Linked DNA regions of Homo sapiens: region 2 is linked to region 1. A link is a loop called in an ENCODE intact Hi-C map of the cell type or tissue named here. Cell type or tissue: CD4-positive, alpha-beta T cell. All regions are shown on one strand. Each heading gives the region's core, and the rest is flanking DNA. Links, peaks and the distances in the headings are about the cores only. Region 1 holds the start of YWHAB (tyrosine 3-monooxygenase/tryptophan 5-monooxygenase activation protein beta). Region 2 overlaps SYS1 (SYS1 golgi trafficking protein).

Region 1 (7,299 bases), core at 751-5,750:
GCATCCACAGCACTGTACAGCAGAAGTTTTAGTTCTGGAGTCTCTCTGCTGAAGAAAAATCAGATGCCAAGCTACTGCAGAAGGGACTGAGAAAGTCAGTGGGACCAGGTGGTTAGTGGGTGTTACCCAGAAAAAGTTAAACACTCCTGGCTCTCAGAGAAAACTACTCACTAAAAAACACCCACTATAAAACTGTCTGTGTGCCATTCTACATATAAAATTTAGAGTCCTGTAATAAATTTAATTCCATTCAAACATTTGCAGGTTCTTTGTTAGGAAACAAAACACAGCATATCTGTAATACAAAGTCATTAGCACTAAGTCCAGTGAACACTGAATTTGGAGAGAAACTGCATTTCTATTATTTCAAAATCCCTTCCCTCTTTCACATCAGCTGTTGCATATCATTGCTAATTATGTCCAATTAGCCATGATTAAACTTACTGAGGGTGTTAAGTGACAGGCGCAAGGTTACACATGTGACTTAATGGTAGATATGACAATAAATTGACTTCTTGGCTTAAGTAATCAATCCAAAAGACACTATGTTAATTCTGATCCATAAAGACAGCCCAATTGGTTGACCTTATGAATAATTTCTACAGTTTGGGGCCCACTGACATAATGAAGCCTATCAGTCTGATTTACCAGTACCGCACACCAAGTCCACAGGCTATGTGACCTCTGTGAATTTGTTTTCTCATCCATAATACAGGCAAATCTGGGCTGGGCGTGGTGGCTCACGCCTGTAATCCCAGCACTCTGGGAGGCCGAGGAGGGTGATCACTTGAGGTCAGGAGTTCAAGACCAGCCTGGCCAACATGGTGAAACCCCGTCTCTACTAAATATATAAAAAAATTAGCCGGGTATAGTGGCAGGCGCCTGTAATCCCAGCTAATTGGGAGGCTGAGGCAGCCTGAAGGCAGAGGCTGCAGTGAGCTGAGATCACGCCACTGCACTCCAGCCTAGGCGACAGAGCAAGACTCTGTGAAGAAAAAAAAAAACATAGGCAAATCTACTTACTAGGGTTCCTGTAAGGAGTAAACCTGTTTATGATATAAAACAGTAAGCACTCAAATAAATGGCAACCACAGTACATTCCACACAAAACTTAAAAAACCAATGGTCAGCCAGTGAAGGGAAACTTACTATGTACCTCATTTATTTTACACGTACTCTGCTTTCTTTAAAGACTTTTAAAAGAAAGGCACATAACAATTTCCCTATGCTTATTTCTAAAATGGCCCTTATCACAGTTTACTGCAATGCAAGTGTCTCTGCTGGCTCCCACACCGGATTGTGAGCTTAAAGTAGGAATCCAGCCAGGCGTGGTGGCTCACGCCTGTAATCCCAGCACTTTGGGAGGCCGAGGCAGGTGGATCGCAAGGTCAGGAGTTCAAGACCAGCCTGGCCAAGATGGCGAAACCCTGTCTCTACTAAAAATACAAAAATTAGCTGGGCGCAGTGGCAGGCGCCTGTAATCCCAGCTACTCAGGAGGCTGAGGCAGGAGAATTGCTTGAACCCGGGCTTCAGAGGTTGCAGTGAGCCAAGATCGTGCCACTGCACTCCAGCCTGGGTGACAGAGTGAGACTCCATCTCACAAAAAAAAAAAAAAAAAAAAAAAAAAGTAGGAATCCAGACTTGTATCTTTGGACACCCAATGTGGAGTACAAGGCCTAGCACACTGAGTGACTGCTTGATCAACTGATGCATTCTTAAAAAGTGAAAAAGCAATTATTTCCTACGTGGACAGAGGAAGGTAGCACACATCTGACCTATAAAATACAGACTGTTTTTATTGTCTTAGACTACTTTTTGAAAAAAGCCAGCCAGCTCTCATCAGGAGCAACACTATACATTTTGACTAATATTTTTCAGCTACCAATCATTGTATTTATAGATTCAAACTGACTTTCAACAAGCCTTTGGATTACTTTCTGTCCATCTCCTCCATTCAGAAGTCCAATCAGTTCGCTATACAAAAAGTTCACTATACAGAAACCCAAACCAGCTAACTCGTTTAGTAAATAACAAAAATATCCATCCATCATTTATGGCCTGCAAAGCACTCAGGGATTCCTAGAAACGCATTTGATCCTAAGTATCCTATGAGGCAGGTGACATTGTCCCGTTTTATAAATGCAAAGAGTTAACTCATTCAGGGTCACACAGCTATATATGGCAGATCTGGGATCTAAACCAACATTAATTTTAAAATTAATGCTCTTTCCTTTATGTAACCCTATCTCCTAAAGATCAATTATGAACTCCAATGCTCACTTAAGGAAAAGAGAGAATTGTCAACTTTTAAAAGAACTATACAAGGTTGTTACAGTGAAATTTTAAAACTGGCCTATTAAGCTAATGTTATCTAGCTTTAAAAATAAAAACAAAATCAAGGAGTTAAAAACAGCATAAAAACATGCCAAAGACTTACCAAAATGTCAAACAAATTTTAAAGGAAAGCTCTTAGCTGAGGGCAAATAATAATAATAGACAGGACTCATATCTACTTTATTGTAGCCTTCAATCTTCTTGTCCTGGTCAAGGCCATTCAGAAATAACCTCCTGTTGGTTCTTTTAGGGAAAACAATAAAATAAACTAACCAGTACGGGAAAAACTTACATAATAAAGAACTGGCCAGAATTTAAAAAAAAAAAAAAAGTTAACTAACCTACAATCTGCTAGGAATGACTTGAGGCCACTGATCATTTACATCTCATTACAAGTATCAGATACATATAACCACACCTCTATTAGAAAATCTTTTAGTTGAGAAAGCAGTAAGATGATTGGCCTTCAGCACACATATCATGAGACAGAAAGCACTTTTAGTCTGTTTCCTCAAGTATTCCCCTTAGAAAAATTCCCTCAGAATCCAGCTCCAACCGTTAGTTTCTCCATCATGCAATACAGATGACTGCTAAGATCATATTCACATAGAGATCAAAAGGATTCTAAAGCTTAAAGGTTGCTATTATGTAACCATAATTTCTTGCCCCTTAACTAGTGAATTGTCATCTTTCCCTAGAAAAATGTAGAAACAAGGAACTTAAAAGTATCTCTACAAGGAAATTTTAGTTCATTCTCTAAGGTACCAGCATTTAAAGGAAAACTCAGTTTGTTGACACCGAAAGAGCAGGTAGCACAACAGGATGTTTTAATTTAGAAGTTTCTCTCTATTTACGTAGATATATTTCCTCATTTCCTCCCTGCCAACAAAATGAGAAAAATCTGAACATCTACTGATGAAGTCGTAAGATAAACAAAAATTAATGGTCACAATCAAATTCTATTAGATGAAGAACCTAAAATTCTATGCCAAAGTAACTGATGACTTTCTCCCTAGTATGAAGCAAGTACTAGAAAAACTGGATTGTTCACAAGCTTGCTTCCTGATGCATGCTAGCAATTATCATCCCTACAGGCCAGAATGGGTATATGCTCCACAATAAATTGTCCTGTATCTATCTTCAAAAATAGCTAATATTCCCATTCAAACGTTTACTTTATTAGGATTGGTGTAAAGAAAAATTAAGGACTAAATGGTGTTCACATAAAACATATACATGTGCTGTCTCTACCACATGCAGAAATCTATAATATCATTCCTCAGAACCAGATCACCTGGTTTCATTCCTGGTTCTGGCACTTACCTTGCGCTGTGTGTGAGACCTCGGGAAAATTATCCTTCTCAGTGCCTTAGTTTCCCCATCTGTAAAATGGGGCTAACAGTCTTACCTTTCATTGGTTGTTATGAAGACTGAGCTAATATGCTTAAAGTGCTTAAAAGAAAGCTTAGCACACAGTAAGTACTGTAAGTGGTAACTATTATTATAGACTAATTGTCTGATACCACCTCATCAGTTGGTGAATAAATCACAAATGGATGGATTCTATATAAATGTCCATGAATAGCATATATGCTATGTCTAATCTATACACGTGTATATTCATGCAGATGGTCAATAACATCTATTGAACCCCAACTATATCCCAGATGCTTATTTTCATTATTGAGCTTGTCGCAACAAAAATATATCAAAAGCTGCATTACCATTTGTGCTATATAGACGAGAAAATGATTCAGAAAGACTGGATTTGCCTATATGCAAAATAAAGTCCTATAATAATATACCATTTTTTGAAAGCAACATGTGTACAAAGCAGGGTTTAGTGTCATCAGATGTTAACTGGAGAGAAAAAGCCATTAATAGTGAACTCTGATTAAAAAACAAACCAAAAGCTTATATTTAACAATTTACAGTTTATAAAAAAGGCTTAATGATAACCCTGGAAATAAGAAAACCAAGAACCAGAGATTAACATGCTGAAGATTCAGAAAGCTAGAAAATATTGCAGGCAAGATTTCAACCAAATTTACCTGACTCCAAGTCCAGTGCTCTTCCTGCTTCTCTATCCACAGCCGAATGGGCAAAATGCACTTTTTGTAGCGGCCCAAATCTCTGGAGACTCTGCCTAGAGAACCAGCATCATGGGAATTTGCTCAGCCTGGTTTTATAGAGGCTGCCTCCCTGATCTATAGCGCTCCAATTCTAAAATGGCTTCAATATAACAAGCACTGCAAGATGTGAAATGTACAAAAGATTACAGGGTAGGCGTCATACTCCAGGGGCTGGCAATCCATAAATATTTGCTACTGATGAATGAGGATATTCAGTTTGAAAAAAACTAGGTGTATAGTCTAGGCCAAATCACCTCATTTCTCATAAAGACTTCATCTGCAAGATAGGTGAATGGTTTCTTATCTCATTGGAAGGACAGGCCAGGAAAATAATTCTGCAGTTGCTACAGGATTATTAGCCTTCCATTTTGAAAGCCACACTTAAATTTCTAACTTAGGTCCAATAAGATTGACAGGTTTTACACTCACACACCGTGTGTTGCCAAGGACAGGGATCCAAGAAAAATGAGGGCTCAAACAAATGAGATATCCCTAAGTAAGAAATAGGGTACACTGGAAGCAGTCAAGAAGAAATTCACCAAGAACAAATACTTATACACATTTCCAAATGAAAATGCAAAAGCTGCAGTGTCCAGGTCTACAAACTGCATCTGTGTCTGGCTTCACATGAACTGACAGAATGAGAAATGCAGACAATTTTCATATTCTTATAAGTGCTTCACCTTTCTCTTTTGGTTCCCGAGGCTGATTTTATGTTCATAGCATCATCTTGCCAAATTCCATCTCCCACACAGGGCAAGCAAAATCAGGACCTGATGCTATCTAGCCTTACCAAAGAGAAATGCAATGAAGGCAACGACAAGAAACATGTATTTTACAGAAAGGTTGGCAAATTGCTTACCAAGGCTGCCACCTCTGAAAACCCCATTATATGGGAGTTCTCCATTTGCGGCAAAGATGCACTCACCTTCCCACCTCTTCTTCCCTCCGCTCCCCACCCCCCGACCAGGAAGCCACCGGGCAAATTTCAGACCGAAAAACGTGCTAACACACAATATGGGGGAATTTGGGGTAAAGACACAAAAGAATCTGGCATTAAATGACGGTAAATACTGTGAGAAAATACTCCGATTCTCACCCCCTGATATTTTTTCCTGGGGATCCGGCCTGACTCAGTAACCGGCTCCAACAAACAGATTTTCTTGATTCAAACCCAATTCCCTTCCTAGGGAATCTTGGGTCCTGCCAGGCTCCATAACCAGTGAAGGATGATGAAATGGTTTTACTGCAAAATGGGAGGGGGTTCCCCCACTGCTGTCTCCCAAGGTTAAACCCCTTACTCATCCAGGAGGAGCCAAACACGGGGACTGGGGCTAGAAAACTCATCCGCGTTTGATTAAATTTTAATTTCTGGAAACCAGAAAGCACGGAGCAGAGGTGACAGGGCTGAAGGGGACGTTCTTGCCGACCAAGACGCAGGGAGGGGTCGCGTGGGGCCCGAAGCAGATAGTGAGGGAGGGTCCGGGATCCCCGGCTCCGCTGTCCCTTACGGCACAGTACGGAGTTGCACCCCGCCCGGCCGGCAGGACCTCAGGCGGCCCGAGCCTCTCCAAGAGGTAAAGGGCCCGGCCCCGGAAACAGGGAGGGGCCGCTGCGAGGTCTGGCCTCGCCGCCGGCGGCCGCGCGGAGCGAAAGAGGCAGCGCGCCGCTACCCCACGGGGCCCACCCACTGGGCCGCCGTCGTCGCAGCAGCCAGAGAGGGGCTTCGAGTTTGGGCCCCCGGGGGCCCCGGTCGGACCCCGCGCCGCACTCACCGTGGGAGGGCTGCAGGGAACAAAGACCCTTCCGAGCGAAGCTCCGAGCGAGATGACCTCTTCCTTCCTAAGCCCACTACTCAGGCGGCGGCAGCGGTGCCTGCAGTGGCTGCAGCGGCGGCGGCGGCGGCGACTACCCCGGCTCCGGAATCGGCGGCGGCGGTGGCGGTAGCTCCACTTCCGCTCCGATCGCCACTTCCGCTCCGGTCCTGGCCGCGCCCCGCCCCAAACCGTGTTCTCATTGGGCAAGCGAGGCACGGGGTTGCCACGGCCCCACGGGAGGGGCGCAGACGGAAGGGAGGAGGAAGAAGAGCGAAAGGCAGGGTTGCAGGGGCCGGGGCAGGGCGGATGGCCGGGGGAGGGACCCAGGAGGAGGTGGGCGGAGAAGAAGGAAATGGGGCGGGGGAGCGGGAAAAGGAGGTGGGAGGAGAGAGGGCGGAGCTGGGGGTGGTCAAGATACGGGCTGTGTGGGAATAAGGAGGACTAGGAGTGTGGTCTGGATGGGGATTGCCCTTTCTGCTGGGACTGGAAACGCGCCAGGGCCAGTCCCGGAGATTCGAGGTTTAGCAGTTCCCCCTCCACCCCGAAAGTAATCCTCACTGGGTCGGAGGCCGATGTCAGTCCTCTTACTGTGTGCTTTGGTAATGCTGGAGCCAGGGAAGAACAGAAATTGCTCATCCCTCAATGTTCATTTAATCCTTTCAATCCTTCAGGGTACTTACCTTTTCCTTCTTTGGTAGACTGAAGAGGCCACGTGAAGTGCCAGGAATCCAATGCACAAACGTCTTTTTAAAAAACCTGTGTAGGGTCGAGCGCAGTGGTTCGCGCCTGTAATCTCAGCACTTTGGGAAGCTGAGGTGAGAGGATTGCTTGAGGCCGGGAGTTGTAGGCTGCAGTGAGCTATGGTCATGCCACTGCACTCCAACCTGGGAGACAGAGTGAGACCCTGTCTCCAAAAAAAACCCACAAAAATCTGTGTACATGATTTCTTCTTTAAGATGCCCCCTCGTTGAGGAAGTTCAGGGAAGGAAACAGGCCTCCATGGCTCCCCTCCCCT
Region 2 (7,299 bases), core at 1,257-6,256, 480 kb before region 1:
GATCCCTAAGACTGTCCGTCTCACAATTGTCTGGATCACACATAAACATAACTGGAACGTGAAAAGCAGATGAGGCAGACAGGCCTAGCTTCTTACCAACTTTGTAATGGGGAAAAAGTTGTTTACTCCCAATCCTCTGTTTCTTTGTCTGCAAAATGGGGGAAATAGTAGTGCTTACCTTATTGGACTGAGTAAGAATACACATAAATCACTTTGCAGTACATGCCAGATAGGAGCTCAATACTTGGTAGTGGTACCTAGAGGACTGGCAAGCCTATCCCCCAACATTTGAAAACACAGGCTCAGAAGAAAAATGTCCCTGTTCTGTAAAATGGATAGGGGGGACGGTAGCCTAATAATTGTCTAGAATTATGGATCACTTCCTACGTGCCAGGGGCTGGGCTAGGCGCTTTACACGTGACATCTTATTGCATCTTCACAATAAAACCAGGGAGGGAACACTTTTTCCATTTTAAAGAAGTAAGTGTTGACCTACCAGAAAACAAAACAAAACAAGACAAAACAAAACCCAGGGAAATAAGTACCATTATTACCCTCATTTTACATATGAGGAAATCTAGGTAAGGGAGGTAACATAGCTTACCCAAGATCTCACAGCTAGTAATGGGACTCCAGGACTTTGCACTCCACTGCAGCTCTCTAAAGCCTTCCAGAATTGGACCTATGACTGTGACTTGCCCAGGTAGCGGCAGGGCAGGGATTAAAACCCTCAGCTCCCTCTACTCCCTCCTGCCTCAATGCTATTTCTACCACCCTTTATTACTTTACAACAGAAAACCTTAAGACAGTGGTTTTTAATCTCTCCACAGAGGAGTTCTCTTGTACCTTGATTCCATCCCTACTCCTCTGCCCTAGGTCCCCAGGGCCCTACCTCTGAGACTCCGTGGTCCCTGGGCTGCCGGTACAAGGAGGTGTTGCATACCTGTGCACTGACTGCCTTCTGGGGCTGGCAGAAGGAAGCTACTCTGACCTGGGAGTTGCTGAGGAAGGAGTCCAAGGGGATTCCTGTCCAGGGGAGACTGTTTGAGCTGTGTACCCTCCAGGATGCTGGGAGTCCTGGAGCTTCCCATTGTACCCCCTGATGTCTGCTGGCTGCCATCGTGGCTCTCATTTGGCACTGATATGGACAGGGCTGCCTAGAGCGAGGGGTTAGAAGTACCCTCTGAGCCAGACATCCCTTTTTCCTTTCCTGTCCTCCTTTAAGGGTTATAAACTATTCTGACCATCAGCTATGTAGGAGTCTCCACTTTTCTCTCTGAATGGCCAGAGTTCAGGTGGTGGGTGGGAAAAAGGGAGGTCAACTTCAGACACCTGGAGAGTTAAGAGATATGCCAACTCAGTAGTGGGCTAGTACTCTCTTATCTAGGTACCTTCCTTTATCCTTTGGAAATAGATTTCCCACATTCCTAAGATCATCTGAAAATCTCTGGCCAATGCTGGGCACAGTGGCTCATGCCTGTAATCCCAGCACTTTGGGAGGCTGAGGCGGGTGGATCACTTGAGAGGCCAAGAGTTCGAGACCAGCCTGGCCAACATGATGAAACCCCGTCTCTATGAAAAATACAAAAATTAGCCAAGCATGATGGTGCCAACCTGTAATTCCAGCTACTTGGGAGGCTGAAGTATGAGCATTGCTTGAACCCAGGAAGCAGAGGTTGCAGTAAGCTGAGATTGGGCCACTGCATTCCAGCCTGGGTAATGAAGTCGGAGTGAAACTCTGTTTCAAAAAAAAAAAAGGCCAGTTGGGCTTGGTGGCTCACACCTGTAAAATCCCAGCACTTTGGGAGGCCGAGGCAGGTGGATCTCTTGAGCCCAGGAGTTCGAGACCAGCCTGGGCAAAGTGGCAAAGCCCTGTCTCTAAAAAAATAAAAATAAAAATAAAAATACAAAAATTAGCTGGGCGTGGTGGCATGTGCCTATAGTCCCAGCTACTTGGGGGGCTGCGGCAGGAGGATCATTGAGCCTGGGAGGTTGAGGCTATGATGAGCCAAGATCACACCAGTGCACTCCAGCCTGGGTGACAGAGTAAGACCCTGCCTCAAAAAAAAAAAAAAAAAAAAAAAAGGAAATCTCTGGCTATATTTAATGTACTGCATATCAGCTTTTCTTAGAAAGCTAGTAATGTTTATAAAGTACTATTCATCCTCGGTATTTAAAAAAATTGACAGGACAAGAAGATATGATTATAAGGTGATAAACTATTTAACCAGACTGTTTAGCCAGTCAGAACTTATACATCCCTAACTACTGACCTCTTCAAAATGAGCTTATTAATATCACTATTAGAGCCCAAATCCTGGCTCTGCCAGCTCCTAAAAAGTCACCTTGGGTAAGTTCCTTACAGCTCCCTCATCTGTAAGATACAGATGACGTTACTTCTTACTTCAGAGGGTTCTTGTGAAGATTTTGAAAAGAGACATAAAGCACTCAGCCCACACTGCTGGACACCTCTTAAGCACTCAATAGATGTTATTTATTATTAAAATGACAAACATGTCACTGCCATTGCCCTGCCCTCTCTGGAACTCAACTCTAAAAACTGCTTTTATTGTTACTTTAGAAATCATAAAAATCTCATTAAGGTCACATATTTTTGATCCCCAACTACCATGCAGCTCAGTCTCCATATTACTGAAAAAAAGTTTGGATCACGTGACTTTTGGCCATTTCTAAAAATCAAATTAACACTCAGGGGACAGAGATTTGTCATCACAGAAGATATGCAGAAAAATAGGCACAAGACCTTGAAGTGAATCCCAAAGAGGCGCTCCAACCACAGATGGAGTAACCACCACCACGGCTGGTCAAGGGTGACAGCAGCCACATGATGGGTGTTCTTTCAAAGTTAGTCACATGCCTGCAGTTTGTGTTGTCTAGAGGGAAATTGATTAACCCAGGGAAGGTCATCCCAGCTGGTCTTACCTCCTAGACCCTGCAGCCAGGATTACTGTGCCTCATTAACAAACTGCTTCCTTCCAACTTGGCCAAGGTACCATGAGTTACTGAGGTGCCTCACCCTAGAACCTTCCCAGTCTCTTCCCAGGCATATTTATTCCTAAATCTTCATCCTGTCAGCATCAACTCCCTACTCTGTAGGGCTGAGAGTCAGGAGGTCAGATGAGCTTCTCAGAGAGATAGCAAAACTCATTTGTGTTACCATAAACTCATTTGTGTTACTGACAGCTGAAAACTGACAGCTCTCTTGGGAAAGCTCTGAAGAAACCAAAGAGGAACAGTGAAGGTTTCAATGCGGAAGTGGGTCTAGACTGTGTGCCGCTCCATTGAACATGTTCAGAAATCACTAGCAAGTAGGAACGGAAACCCAAGAATTATGTGGTTCACCTGAGGCATAGCAGGGGACGCTGCAAGTGAAGGAGACAGGATGTAAGAGTTCCCTGCACTGAGTATTTTAACCAAATGGAGGAATGACTCTGGGGTCCAGGAAAGGGAGAAGGTGGCCTAATAATTCTTTAAAGTTCCCTTGCCTGGCTGCGCTGATCTCTCTCAATCTCAACCGTGGCATTACAAAGTAAGTGCAGGCAGAACCATGGAAAATACTGTATTTGTATACACAGGAAGGATAGCTGCAAGCCCCTCACAGAGGAAACTCCACCCCAAAGAAAAATCTTAGCAGCAAATTCCTATCTCCCTCAGCACTATCAGCACAGCCCAGGCCAGAAGGTTGGGCTTCTTGTCTCTGGGAACCCATCATACCCTTCCCGCCAAAGAATTCTAAATAAGGCAGGAAAAAAAATTGGAGTCCAGTGGGAGCTGGGTGCCTGGTCATTCCTAGAAGACAGGCAGTGTCTTTATGATGGTTAGACTTTGAGCAACGCTGGGATTCTTCTCTGGGTCCTATGGCCTGCTATGTTGAGAGCTGGCAGCAGGATGGGGACCTGGTAGAAGGAACTGGAAGAAAGTCATAGGTTCTTGGGTGCACATGAACGTGTGTATAACAGGGCACAGGTTGTGCATTTTCCTTGTGCTTGATGCCTCCATCTGCCATCCTCTCCCTGACAGCAGCCTAATACTTCACACCTACATTTCTTTCTGTGGCTCTGGATCCGGAAACCAAGCGTTTCTCCAACAGAACTGCTGTGATTCGGCAACACTGCAAAGGTAACTGCTGTGATTCGGCAACACTGCAAAGGTAACAGCTGTCCCAGGGGGGTAAGACAGATGACTAAAGAAGTGGTTTGCTCCAATCAGATATCCTTGATTTTTTTTCTCTCTTAAAACAACAGGCTGGTGACAGGTATTGTGGCTCAAGAGTGGCATGGTTCCAATTCTGTTATTACCCTCAAAGAGGTCCCCTTCCTGACCTCTCAGATACCAAGGCTTCAACAGACAGAGGTCATTCTTGCAGCTGTCATGCTGACTGCTACCTGCCTTCTTTGACAGGCCCTCACTATCTCTCCCAAACCAACAGAGACTTCACATTTCCAGGGTTCCTCTCAGATCTGGGCTGGACCTCATCTGGAGGGTCTGAGCAGCCCAAGGTGTTAAGGGGCCCAAGTGTCAGCAGGATGTCCAAAGGGCCTGATTCTAGACATTGGATTTAGGGGCTGAGTTGAGGGGTATCTCCTTGAGCTCCGTCCGCATGCACAGGTACTCCCCGATGACAGCCATGAGTGCAATGCACACGGCTTGGACCAGCCACCAGGTCAGCGCCGAGGGGAAACGGGAGCTGTAGAACCAGCAGCCCAGGAGGTGAAAGAAATGGACAGTGACAGTGAAATCCAGACACTGCTTTCCTCGCCGGATGAAGTACAGCAAGCCCAGGGCACTGTGGGGAGAGGACAGCAGTGAGTTGTCACTGGGTTGTCCTGGCCTTAGGTTATTTGGGAGGGTAGGGACAATTAGGACGGCAGCATAGTGGTCAGAAGTGACGAGATAAGTGTGAAGCAAGGGTTATGATACCAGACGCCTAGAAGAACCTGGCGGGTAATGTCAAGAGTGAAGCTGACTGAGTATGAGCTTGATGATCGATGGCAATTGTCACTAGGGGATCCTAGGAATTGGTGGGGATCATGACACCCTGAAGCATACATGTTCTAGCTAAAGGGGGGCAGTAGCTACTTGCATCTAGGCAAATCTTATCATGCTAGAAGGTTGGCCTGGAATCAGTCAGTCATTCCATTATTCAAGAGAAGCCAGAAATCTGGATTTTTATATAAAATAGCCTGATTTTCAACTAAGTGAAAAAAATGTTTTAAACACCATGTGTGGGCTGACATCTATGTAAGCCAAATAGAACCTATCTGGAAGACAAATTTAGGTCAAAGTCAGCCCACCAGTTTTCAACCTCCGGTGTAAGGACAAGAATAATAATAACATGCAAGGCACTGTTCTAAGTCCTTCTTGTGAATTAACTTATTTAATCCTTACAACTATGAGGTAGGTAATATTACTAGCCCCATTTTACTGATGAGGCAACTGTGGTAGATTAACTTGTCCAAAGTCACTAGACTAGTAGTAAAGCTGAGGTTCAATGCCAAATGAGTCTGCCTCCAGAGCCTGACACCTTGACCACTATGCTAAACTGCCTCTTAAGAGACAGGCAATGATTACGTGTGACCTTAGACATCACTGAGTCCAAACCCTCATGGACAAAAGAGGAGCCTGAGGCCCATGGCAAGTAACTTGGCCAATGGCACACAAACCAAGAACAGAACCCAGTTCTCCTGCCTCTCGGTCGAATCCTTTCTCAGCTCACTCCACATCAGGGAAGTTATCTGAGATGGAAGTTGTCTTGCAGGCAGCACAAACATAGTGACATAAGAGCTTTCCAGGTAAGTCAAAACAGCAATGGAAGGAGGCCCATTATACAGCTGGTCCCAGAACTGGCCTCTGTCACCCACTTTACTCCACCACTCCCCAGAAACAAGTGCCAGCCTGTCTCATGTTCAAACTTAGGAAGTTAGTCCCAGCACTAAGAGCCCAAAAGCTGGATAGCAAAACTGGTGATACTCACCAGGTGAGGGCGTTGAGGATGAAGGACATCATGGAGAGCCGGCCTGGAGGGGTGGAAAAGCCCAGGATCTGAGGGGGAATCACAAATGGAAATATACTGGAGAAGTGACTTGGCAGAGCCCCAGGATCTCAGCAAGCCTCCTAAGGAACAAGCATTCTTCCCAGAGCACAGAAGATAATACCTCCCTACATCTGTACGGCAGCCTATTTCCAATAGGTGCTTTCATAGACATCCATTATGGGATTTCATTTGTTTCTCACAGCAGGTGGAAAGGGATTATTCTCATTTTACAAAGGAGGACGTAAAAACTCAGACAAGTTAAGTTGCCCAAAGTAATAAACAACAAGAGTAAAGTCTAGAACAGCGTTCAGCTGACTATGGCTCCATAGGCCTGGCATCTGCTCCTGTACATAAGGTTTTATTGAAACACAGCCACACCTATTCACTTATATATTTGTCTATAGCAGCCTTCTGTGCTACAATGGCAGAGCTGAATAATTGTGACCTAAAATCCTTACTACTTCACCCTTAAAGGAAAGGTTTGCTGATCCCTAGGCTAGAACTCAGGTTGTGTGCATCATATGGCTCTTCAACAAAGCCTGGCATTCCCACAGCTCTTCCCAGGAGCATAGAGTCTCCTACGAGACTACAACTAGGCATATGGTGGGTGTGCAACCTCCACTATCCAACACAATACTATCAAATGCCAAACATCTGCACCACACTTTCAGCTGACAAAGAAAGGTCTTTGACATACATAATCTCATATTATCCCTAAAAAAACCTCACAAAGCCATTCTTCTTCTTTTAATTCTTATCACTTTTTGGATAATAACTTGCCCAAGGGCTAACACAGAGAACAAGCAGCAGGAGCAAGGACTCCATCCCAGGTCTCCTGGCTTTAAGAACTGTGCTCGGCCGGGCGCGGTGGCTCACGCCTGTAATCCCAGCACTTTGGGAGGCCGAGGCAGGCGGATCACGAGGTCAGGAGATCGAGACCATCCCGGCTAAAACGGTGAAACCCCGTCTCTACTAAAAATACAAAAAATTAGCCGGGCGTAGTGGCGGGCGCCTGTAGTCCCAGCTACTTGGGAGGCTGAGGCAGGAGAATGGCGTGAACCCGGGAGGCGGAGCTTGCAGTGAGCCGAGATCCTGCCACTGCACTCCAGCCTGGGCGACAGAGGGAGACTCCGTCTCAAAAAAAAAAAAAAAAAAAAAAAAGAACTGTGCTCATCACCACGCCACAGCTGCCTCTTAGATGTAACAACTTATAGGCCTCCTTTACACTTTACAAAGTACCTTCT

Evidence for each region. A loop is a pair of places that touch in the nucleus more often than their neighbours do. Peaks named below come from ENCODE experiments on the same cell type or tissue, not always from the same donor. Only the 100,000 strongest peaks of a DNase experiment are listed, where the experiment ranks them.
Region 2: a loop joins it to region 1, with 5 times the contacts of the local background. A loop is called at or near these places in 4 of 110 quality-filtered maps.

The regions. Positions count from the first base shown.
Region 1 is chr20:44,884,830-44,892,128 of GRCh38, reverse strand. YWHAB (tyrosine 3-monooxygenase/tryptophan 5-monooxygenase activation protein beta) reads right to left here and starts at 6,424. Exons shown (of 6, transcript NM_139323.4): 1 at 6,243-6,424. RefSeq lists silencers at 6,131-6,680, 6,741-6,800 and an enhancer at 6,078-6,694. In CD4-positive, alpha-beta T cell, for the core only: a CTCF peak has its summit at 3,447; a DNase peak (open chromatin) is centred at 3,398; H3K4me3 peaks cover 3,088 bases; H3K27ac peaks cover 2,750 bases.
Region 2 is chr20:45,364,383-45,371,681 of GRCh38, reverse strand. It overlaps SYS1 (SYS1 golgi trafficking protein), which reads right to left. Exons shown (of 4, transcript NM_033542.4): 3 at 5,996-6,063; 4 at 2,473-4,807. The coding sequence ends at 4,567. It overlaps SYS1-DBNDD2 (SYS1-DBNDD2 readthrough (NMD candidate)), which reads right to left. Exons shown (of 6, transcript NR_003189.2): 3 at 5,996-6,063. Among named protein-coding and RNA genes, the nearest start is that of SYS1-DBNDD2, 4.9 kb to the right of the region's middle. RefSeq lists enhancers at 2,695-2,754, 3,415-3,464 and a silencer at 2,825-2,914. In CD4-positive, alpha-beta T cell, for the core only: no CTCF peak of the experiment used is centred there; a DNase peak (open chromatin) is centred at 3,311; H3K27ac peaks cover 460 bases.